Regions from separate parts of the Mus musculus genome. Here region 2 is linked to region 1. Evidence: chromatin loops called from intact Hi-C (ENCODE). Cell type or tissue: left cerebral cortex. All regions are shown on one strand. Links, peaks and the distances in the headings refer to the core of each region. The heading gives the core; the rest is flanking DNA. Region 1 has its middle 7.5 kb from the start of Ccnl1. Region 2 has its middle 4.6 kb from the start of Gm25919.

Region 1 (5,381 bases), core at 122-5,121:
TCAGTCACACATGCAGAGAAAAGCAGACTGCGTGAACCCCTGCAGAGTGGAGAAGGGAACTACCACCTGTGTAGCACACCCGGAGCTTAAATGAGGGTAAGTTAGCATCCCTGAGAAATTTAAAACTAGTCAAACTGCGTACAGTGCTAAGAAGCTCTGCTTGTTCCATAGTTACTCACTTGGGTTTAAGGCACTGTCTTATGAAACTGTCAAACATAAGAATTTTAATAGGAAGCTGTTTCATATGAAACAATACTTACTCTTAATATTCCAGCAATACCTGTAAACATTGTCTAAAGCCTGTGATCAGACTTGGGATGTAGATCAATGGTAGAATAAATGCCTAGCAGGAAACTGGGAGCCACTCTATAGATACACATGCCTTGTGATGTTTGTGCCTTGCTCACATCAGCTATGAATCAAGACATTATCTTGAACAAATTAGGTGGAATAGATCTTTGCATTTAGTAAGAATATGTATATACACACATACATGTATACACACATCTTAGTATTTATAAAGTTCACATTTTACATGTATGTAAAATAGCATGTGTTTTTTGGAAATTACTAGTGTTAATGTTTTTAGATATATTTTTATTGCCTTTAATTATGTGTATGTTTTAGCTAGGCTTTTTTTGCTGTGATGAAACAAGATAGTCAAAAACAACTTGGGGAGGAAAGTTTATTTTGCTTATTGTCTTAGTCAGGGTTTCTATTTCTGCACAAACATCATAATCAAGAAGCAGTTGGGGAGGAAAGGGTTTATTTGGCTTACACTTCCACATTGCTGTTCATCACCAAAGGAAGTCAGGATTGGAACTCAAGCAGGTCAGGAAGCAGGAGCTGATGCAGAGGCCATGGAGGGATATTCCTTACTGGCTTGCTTTTCCTGGCTTGCTCAGCCTGCTCTCTTACAGAACCCAAGACTACCAGCCCAGAGATGGCATCACCCACAAGGGGTCTTTCCCCCTTGATCATTAATTGAGAAAATAAATGCCTTACAGCTGGATCTCATGGAGGCATTTCCTCAGCTGAAGCTCCTTTCTCTGTGATAACTCCAGCTTGTGTCGTTGACACAAAACCAGCCAGTACACTTATATATCATAGTTTATCATTGAAGAAAGTCCTGACAGAAACTTAAACTGGGCAGGAACCAGGAGGCAGGAGCTTTTAGAGTAGCCAGTAGGAGGGAGGAATGTGTTGATTACTGGCTTGCTCCTTGTGGAATGCTCAGCCTGCTTTCTTATAGAATCCAGGACCACTAATCCAGGGGTGGTACTATGAAGCCTTAGCTGGGCCTTCCCCAAAACAATTATTAATTAAGAAACTGCCTGCAGTCAGATCTTATGGAGGCATTTTCTTGATTGAGGCTCCCTCCTCTCTGATGATACTGTGTGTGTGTGTGTGTGTGTGTGTGTGTGTGTGTGTGTGTGTGTGTGTGTGTGTGTGTGTGTCAGTGTGTGCATGTAAGTGCAGGTCCCCCTGTGGAAGCCAGAGGTCAGATCCCCCTGAAGCCGGACTTTAGGGGAGGCGGGGCTGTGAGCTGCTTGACATGGGTGCTGGGAACTGAACTTAGGTCCTCTGGAAGAACAGGTGTTTTAAATAACAAAATTCCCAGCCCTTTGATTTTACCAAAGAAGATTCAGGATCCAGAAGCTGTGGTGAAAGCCTGCTTTCTCAGAGAGGCAGAGAAAGCACCCAGCTGACCTTCCTACTCCATCGATGTCCCAGAGGAAAAAGGCTCTCCTCCATGGTGTCTGAAATCCCCTTCAACTCAAAGCCCTCCTTTCTGTTTACTTACGTTCAGTCCCTGTCAGCTTGCTCTGCCTCTTGACCTAGATTGACTTTATTTAGCGCTTGGATTAAAGATGTGTGCTAGGGCTGAGCCATACCACAACAAGGATTTGCAGACTTGCAATCTTGGGGTTCACAACATGATCAAATATCCTGCAACAGTGTGTGCTCCTAATGACTGCGCCATCTCTCGGGCCTGGGTGATGATGAACTTAATAGGTAGAAAGTTGGCTTCCAGATTTTTGGGTTCTAATTCTTATGCCTATTAATTTGTTGTCTTATAACCAAAGGCCACTGTGGTTAAAATTAAAACAAGAGAAACACTTTGGCATTTGCCTGCAATCCTAGCACTCAGGAACTGAGACTGGAGACTGTTGAGGCCAACCTAAGGAAACTTTTAAGACCCTGTTTTAAAAGAACCAGATCAGCCAACCATACTGGGACATGCTTGTAAACAAAACTTAGAAAGTGGAGACAGCAAGAGGATCAGGAGTCCAAGGTCATCTGCCACTACATAGCAAGATACAGGCTAGCCTGAGCTACACGGCTCCCTCCCCTAATCTCAGAAAAAGGAAAGAGAAAGTAAACACAAAACATAACACTTACATGCTTCTAGATTTGTCTCTAGTTCCTGTTTGTTTGTTTTGGGATTGTTTGTTTGTTTGTTTGTTTTTCCAGACTGGGTTTCTCTGTCTAACCCTGGCTGTCCTGGAACTACCTCTGTAGATCAGACTAGACTTGAACTCACAGTTTGCCTGTCTGCCTCTGCCTCTCAAATGCTGGGATTAAATGTATGTACCGCTATATCCAGCAATTTATTTTATTTGCTATTTCTCCTCAATACAGAAAAGTAAAAAGCAGGATTAGAAAGTACTCACTGGGTAAAAAGTATTGTTTAATAACTCATAGAGTTTAAGTGAATTACTTTTTAAAGATTTACTTTTATATATTTGAATACATTGTGGCCGTCTTCAGTCACACCAGAAGAGGGCATCAGATTCCATTACAGATGGTTGTGAGCTGTGATTTTTGGGAATTGAACTCAGGACCCCTGGAAGAGTCATCAGTGTTCTTAACCACTGAGCTATCTCTCCAGTCCTTGAAAATTACTTAATATTGGCAATTCCTTAAACTTTTCTCACCAATAAAAGGATATTGTGAAGAGCTACTAAAGTTTCTGATTCTTCCTCAGAAACTTATTAATGTGAATAATCATGACAGTGTAGTTGGAAATCAATAGTAAACTCCCAAAGGTTGTCAGGTGAAGTGGAAATCAATAGTAAACTCCCAAAGGTTGTCAGGTGAAGTCAGAATACACAAATGCACTTACCTTTTTGTTCTAGGAAATAAAAGTTACCCACCTGCTGTTCAGAATTTAATGCCTATTGTGGCCCCAGGACACAAAACAACTTTTGTGTTGCTGGCTGTAAAAAATTCAGTTATTGATTTTTAAAATCTTAGTTATTGACAAGTAAAATCTTATTTATTGCTCTGGTCTGGGTACTGGGGATACAGTGATGGATGCGATTCTTTCTTTAAGGAGTATAATGTAGTGCTGGCTAGTTTTATGTCAGTTTGTCACAGGCTAGAGTCATCTAAGAGAAGGGAAACTAATCAAATGTCTCCATAAGAGCAGGCTGCAGGTAGGCCAATGGGCATTCTCCTAATTAGTGATTGACAGGGGAGAGCCCTGCCCATTTTGGGTGGGGCCATCCCTGGGCTGGTGGTTTGGGGTTCTATGAGAAAATAGACTGAATGTGGTCTCCCATTAGCCAATAGAGAATGGCAATATTAGGAGGTATGGTCTTGTTGGAGTAGGTGTGGTGATGTTGGAGGACCCATGTCACTGTGGGGTGGGCTTTGAGGTCTCACATGCTCAAACATGGTCAGTGTGTCTCTCTCCCTGCTGCCTGCGGACAAAGATGTAGACTCTCAGCTCCTTCTCCGGCAGCTTGTCTGCCTACACACTGCCATGCTTCCCGCCATGGCAATGATGGACTAAACCTCTGAGACTTAAGCCAGCCCCAGTTAAATGTTTTTCTTTGTAAGAGTTATGTAGGTGGTGATGGTGTTTCTTCACAGCAGTAAAAACCTAACTAAGACACTGAGCAAGCCACAAGGAGCAGAACAGTAAGTAGCACTTTTCCATGGCTCCTGCCTCCAGGTTCCTGTTCTTAGTCCCTGTCCTGACGTCCTTCACTGATGGACTACTATGTGGAAGTGTAAGCCAAATAAACTCTTTCCTTCCCAAGTTGTTTTTGATCATGGTGTTTCATCACAGTAACCCTTACTGAGACACTACACAAACTAAAACTATGATACATAAGTTGTTTGTGTTTGGGGGAAAGGGTCATCATATGTAGACTAGTCTGGTCTCTAACTCAAGATCCTTAGCTTTCAAGTCTTAGCTTTCAAGTGCCAAAGCTACAGGCATATTTCACTACACCTGGTTCCCATATATCTGACATACTTGGCCAAGGCTTTGTAAAGAAGATTCGAAGGACCTCTGACACACATTAGGAGGTGAACAAAAGGAAGGTCTGGGACTAGAGAGATGGCTCAGCAATGGAAGAGTGCTTACTGCTCTGGAAGAGTGCTTACTGCTCTCACAGAGGACCCGAGTTCCATGCCCACTGCCAGAAGATCTGATGCCCTCTTCGGGTCTCTGTAGGCTCCTGCCCACATGTGCTGCATATAAATTTAAGCAAGCATATACACAAACATTAGAATAGAAAAGTAGGGGCTGGAGAGATGGCTCAGTGGTTAAGAGCACTGACTGCTCTTCCAGAGATCAATTCCCAGCAACCACATGGTGGCTCACAACCATCTGTAATGGGATCAGATGCCCTCTTCTGGTGTGTGTGAAGACAGCTACAGTGTACTTACATATATTTAAAAAAATAGAAAATGAATTTCCATGTAATATGTATATAATTGCCCTCTTTACACGAGATTAAATTATACTCTGCTTAGGAACAGAAGTGTAGCTTGTTGGTAAGAACAAACACAAACAAGAATAGCTGAGGTTGGATTCAGGCTTCAAAATAACAGCAGCACCTGTTCTGGAATGGAGGTGAGAGGAGAAGGCATTCATGGTTTTCTTTGTATATTTTATACAAGTCTTAAACTTTCCCAGCAACCACATGTGAAGGAACAATTCTTGCAACCTAGTATGAAGGATAATAAAATCTTATAAAGATAATTGCTAGTCACATGAAACCCGAGATAGAAATGCAAGCCTAAAATATCATTAGCCTAAGCAGAAATATTCGGTCGACATGACATTGTTAGGGCAAAACACAACTCCAAACTCAAAAGTTGTTAAGAGATAGTTTATTCTGAGCCAAATATGAGTGTCTATGACCCACACTGCTGGCTAGTTTTATGTCAACTTGACACAAACTATAGTTATCTGAGAGGAGGGACCCTCAGTTGAGAGAATGTCTCCATAGATCTGGCTGTTGGTAAACCTGTAAGGCACTTTCTTAATTAGTGACTGATAGGGGAGAGCCCAGGCATTGAGGATCGAGCCACCCCTGGCCTGATGGTCCCAGGTTCTATACAAATTACACTGAACAAGCCTG
Region 2 (5,381 bases), core at 255-5,254, 1.6 Mb after region 1:
GGTCAGATCCAGGGCCCTGGCAGACCTAACAAGCTAGACTCACCCACCTTCTTCGATGAGTCTTTTAAAGAGACAAGGAAGAGTGAAAAGCAGAGATTTATTTGGAGTGGACACACTGGGAAGAGGAACAGGGGGGGTTCAGGAAACGCCTTCCTTGTCTACCTTTAGGTTTAAATGAAGGCCCTGGTCAGGGGGCTTCCACCCAGCATGGACCCATCAATGTCTCATTTTGTCTTTTCTGCAAGGTGGTCTGATGTGATGAAAGAACAGTGTAAAATCTCTTTTGTTGCAGTAAATCTCCAATCCTAATAAGCTTGTGTAAAAACCACACAACCCAGTTATTATATTTATAAGTTGTACACCTAGATCAGGCGGATCCACCACTACACTAATCTATTCCCCAGCTAGGAGATCCCTGGCTACTTGCAACTTCTCCAGACCATGCAGCTCTGCTCCATCTTCCTTCCACCTCTTCCTCTGACTTTCCCCTACCCTTCCTCCACTCTCTAAGACCTCCGGTCCCACCTTACCCTTACAATGCCCAACCACAGGCTCTAGCCTTTATTTGACCAGTTAGAATGGTGAGAATGTTCACATGAAATCACCTGTCCACTCCTAGTAGGGGCAGCCGCCCTTGAGGAAGCAGAATTAACGTCAGAATACAAACAGCACCAGGGCAACCCACAGTGCTCTTTTCTGAGTCACCCTGGATGCCCACCACACTCCCCACCCCTGCCTTCCTTCTCTCAGCATAAGATTCAAGGGAAATGCCAACTCCTTGTGGTACTCTCTCTCAACAGTTGTGTAGTCAAAGAGATGGGCACAAGTGTCTCTCTCCTTAGGATATCTTCAATCCTGCCAAGACGTTACAGTGCCTTCTTGGCCAGACTGTAAGAGTTCATGTCTTCAGATTCCGATTCCGATTCAGTCAGAGTGTGCAGAGTGGCTGGTGGTCGCACTACTGGAGAGTCCTGACTGAAGCTCAGGTGATAGGACGTTCAGTCTGGATTTGGAGTCTGACCACAGTTGCTGGTTCAGAATCCTGGCATTATTGAGATCATGCGCTATTCTCCTTGCATGACATATAGGGACTTTAGACTTTAACTGGACACCCCCAGCCACATTCAAAAATACACTAGCCACAAGCAGTCAGAACAACAGATGTGCTCATGGCTGCCAGTTGTCGTGCCAGTGTAAACCATCTTGTCAGAGAAGTCAGCTCTGAGGAAAGCCTTTCTAGTCACTTTTTGAATGGCTGTGCAAAAGATGATGCAATGTATGCCCACTTCCTCTCAGACAATGGTCTGTGCTGCAAAAATGGAAGTGCCGCTCCAGTCACTGATGATGGTGGCAGATCTCTGTGTGAAGTTCCCAGAACATGGATGGCCCCCACCCTCACATCAATACCTTGTACTGGGTTTGCTAAGTTCTTCTTCCATTTGCTCTGGACAGCAGGACAGCTCACAGCTGTGGAGAAAAGCATAAACCCAATATCACAAGGTAGACATCATTTCAAAACCTTACCTATATTCATGTTGGATCCAGCATGGCTAGCTACGCAGCTACTATTAAAAGTAAACAACCGAACAGACAGAAATACACACTAATACTGATTTCCAGTGGGAAAAATAAGCAAGAACACCCAGGAAAACACTGAAAAGCAAAAGCTGTGAAGAGGGCTCTGATCGGTCAATGAGTCACAGCTAAAGGCTTCTAAAATAAGAACGGTAAAGAAACAGAGAGGCCAGTAGAGTTGGGGCGAAACCCTCAGGAGGGAACTGAATACACTGGGGAGTTCACTCCACTCACCCCGGTGAGATTGAACTTCCACTAGATGGTGTTGGGTTAGCTGGTATCCAGCTGCCTCTCATTATACAAGTGAATCATTAAAAATAGCCTACCCACTGGGTTTGGATAATAAAATCACATACACTGTAGGGGAGAGACAGGTGTCACCCTCTATGATTTGGACGTGGAAGATTTTCTAACTATGTTCCAAAGCTCAGATTCAGTAACAGTAAAGAGCCTGGTGTGGCAGTGCCCACCTTCAACCCCAGCACTTGGGAGGCTGAGGTAGACAGACCTCTGTGAGTTCGAGGCCAGCCTGGTCTACAGAGTTAGTTTCAGGACAGCCAGGGCTGTTACCCAGAGAAACCCGGTCTTAAAAAAAACAAAAAACAACAACAACAAAAAAAACCCAACAGAACAAAACACCAAAAGGAGTCATAGACATAATACTACAAGATGAGCAAAACAAACCAAGCTATGATGTCACCAAGAAGACACAAGGCAACTAAGAAGCTGGGGTAGTGTTTGGTTAATGGGTAAAGCTGAGGAGAGATGCCTCATGCATTTAGGATACAGGAAGAAATAATAGGAAAGCCATATACACTATAAGCTCCAACTTTGACGGAACCTACTATGTGCAGTTGTGGATACTGTGTAACATAGTGTCTTAGTTAGGGTTTTACTGCTGTGAACAGACACCATGACTAAGGCAGCTCTTATAAGGACAACATTTAATTGGGCTGGCTGACAGGCTCAGAGGCTCAACCCATTATCATCAAGGCAGGAGTATGGCAGTGCCCAGGCAGGAATGGTGCAGGAGGAGCTGAGAGGTCTGCATCTTCATCTGCAGGCTTCTAAAAGGAGACTGGCTTCCATGCAGCTAGGACTAGGGTATTAAAAGCCCACACCCACTCCAGCAAGGCCACACCTCCTAAATAGTGCCACTCCCTGACTCAAACTTATACCAACCACCATACCAAACCACCTGGGTGCCTGTGCAAGGCAGGCCTTTTTTTAAAAAAACATTTTTTTTATTAAAAAGATATTTTTTTGATTATTTTATTTATTTACATTTCAAGTCTTATCCCCCCTTCCCGGTTTACCCCTTCTCAATCCCCTCCCCCTGCTTCTACGAGGGTGCTCCCTCACCCAACCACTCCAGCCTCACTGCTCTAGCATTCCCCTTTGCTGGGGCATCAAGCCTTCACAGGACCAAGGGCCTCCCCTCCCATTGATGCTAGATAAGGCCATCCTTGTCTACATATGCAGCTGGAGCCATGGGTCCAACCATGTGTACTCTTTGGTTGGTGGTTTAGTCCCTGGGAGCTCTGGGGAGTCTGGTTGGTTGATATTGATGTTTTTCCTATGGAGTTACAAACACCTTCAGCTCCTTCAGTCCTTCCCCTAACTCCTCCATTGGGGTTCCAGTGCTCTGTCTGATGGTTGGCTGAAAGCATCCCCATCTGTATTGGTCAGGCTCTGACAGAGCCTCTCAGAAGGCAGCTATGTCAGGCTCCTGTCAGCAAGCACTTCTTGGCATCCACAAAAGGGTCTGAGTTTCGTGTCTGTATATGGGATGGATCTCCAGGTGGGGCAGTCTCTGGATGGCCTTTCCTTCAGTCTCTGCTCTACTTTTTGTCCCTGTATTTCCTTTAGAAAGGAGCAATTCTGGGTTAATATTTTTGAGATGGGTGGATGGTCCCATCCCTCAACCTGGGACCATGCTTAACCTCTGGATATGGTCTCTATAGGTTCTCTTTTCCCTTTGTTGAGTATTTTAGCTAATGTCACCCCTGTTGGGTCCTGGGAGTCTCTTGCTTTCCTGGCATCTGAGATTTTCTGGTGGCTAACTCTAGCTCCCCATCCCCCACTGCTACACACCTCTGTTCAATTCCCTGACCCTTCGTACTTCTCCCATCTCCTCCCACACCTGATCCTGCCCCCTTTTCCCTCCCCCTCCTCTCTCCATCCTTTTGAACAGCTGCTCTTACCTTTGAAGCAAAGACAGCTCCCTTGGTTCCTCCCAGTGCTCAAGTCAGCGGGTACAGTATTGTCATGCTACTCTCTGATTTTCTCACTTACACGTTTTTTGGGGTGGGATGCTGAGTATTAAATCCAGTGTCTTTTACATATATTATGTCACTGAATTTTTATAATAACTAAAAACAAAACAAAACAAAAAAACCAAAACAAAATAAAAAACAACTCTTGAATCGAAAGCAAGTTTCTTTTCTTTTTTTAAACTGTTTTATTGACATTCCAAATGTTGTTCCTCTTCCTGGTCCCCCCTCCAAGAGTTCTTCACCCCTCCTCCTCCCCTTTGCCTCTGAGTGTGCTCTCTCACCCACCCCACCCCCTCCCCACATCTCCCTTCTCTTGGGTATCAAGTCTGCTACATATGTGCCGGGACCACAGACCAGTCCATGTATGTATGATCTTTCGTTGGTGGTGTAGTCTCTGGGAGCTCTGAGGGGTCTGATCTAGTTGATATTATTAGTCTTCATATGGGGTTGCTATCCCCTTTAGCTCCTTCAGTCCTTCACCTAACTCTTCCATAGGGGTCCCTGATTTCAGTCCAATGATTATCTGTGATTATCTGCATCTGTCTCCATCAGCTGCTGGTAGAGCCTCTCAGAAGATAGCCATGTCAGGCTCCTGTCTTCTGCCATCCTCATGGTAAAGTTTCTGTCTTTTTAGAACAAGTTTTAACAAGATTAACAACTCATCCACTTAATGGCTTTGATTCTTCCCTTCCCATCATGCAGCTAATTATGGACTCACTCAATAAATTCACTGGCTTATGGCAAGAATCTTACCAGTTCACCTGTCCCCTACAGAGTGCACAGAGCTCCTTTGCCTCTAAAATGGAATTGCCTGTCTCTAGATTTTATTTTCCCAAATGCCTTCCACAGGCTCAACAGCCTACTCTGCTTGGAGACATTGCTTCCTCTGTACAGCCCTTCCTAGAGAGCACACATCACATGTAGAAAAGTTGGGGTCAGGTAGTCGGAGTCTCAGAGTTTATTAAGCACAACACTGGAGGTATATGTAGATGAGCATTCTCAGGCTGTACGCATCTGGGAGGAGAAAGCTGAACTTGCTGGTTTTTGCACACAGGAATCCACTAATCGCTTCTAGACATTTATACTTGGACCAGAGGAAGAAGGCTTTGCCAGTTCTGAGCCTGACCCACAAGGGAAGGCTTTGCAATTTACTATGGGCCTGCGGCCTTGGGCCTTGTCATGGATGTGCACTTGTCAACAACACACACTCATGGTGTCCCTCACTCAGGGCTTCGTCGGCTCCACACGTCTCCTGCCTAAGTCTTAATCACATTAAAAGCTAAATAGTTGGGATGACAGACATGTGATTCCATACTCAATTTAAGGGTGTTGAAATCTTATTTGAGAGTAAAGGCCTTCACATTATGAAAAAAATGATTTGGGATGAAAAACTATATGGAAATAAAGCACAGTCGGAGGAAATGTCAAGTCCTACACACACTGGTGATTCTACGTAAGCAACACGTAAAGGAATAAACCCTGGGAGCCCTGCTGAAGACATGGAGTCAAAAAGAGAAAGAGAATTTGTAG

What was found. A loop is a pair of places that touch in the nucleus more often than their neighbours do. Peaks named below come from ENCODE experiments on the same cell type or tissue, not always from the same donor. Only the 100,000 strongest peaks of a DNase experiment are listed, where the experiment ranks them.
Region 2: it touches region 1 in a loop (11-fold over the local background); 4 of 42 quality-filtered maps call a loop at or near these places.

What each region holds. Positions count from the first base shown.
Region 1 is chr3:65,963,071-65,968,451 of GRCm38, forward strand. No RefSeq gene overlaps it. Among named protein-coding and RNA genes, the nearest start is that of Ccnl1, 7.5 kb to the left of the region's middle. In left cerebral cortex, for the core only: a CTCF peak has its summit at 2,772 (motif pointing right); no DNase peak of the experiment used is centred there.
Region 2 is chr3:67,575,171-67,580,551 of GRCm38, forward strand. No RefSeq gene overlaps it. Among named protein-coding and RNA genes, the nearest start is that of Gm25919, 4.6 kb to the left of the region's middle. In left cerebral cortex, for the core only: no CTCF peak of the experiment used is centred there; no DNase peak of the experiment used is centred there.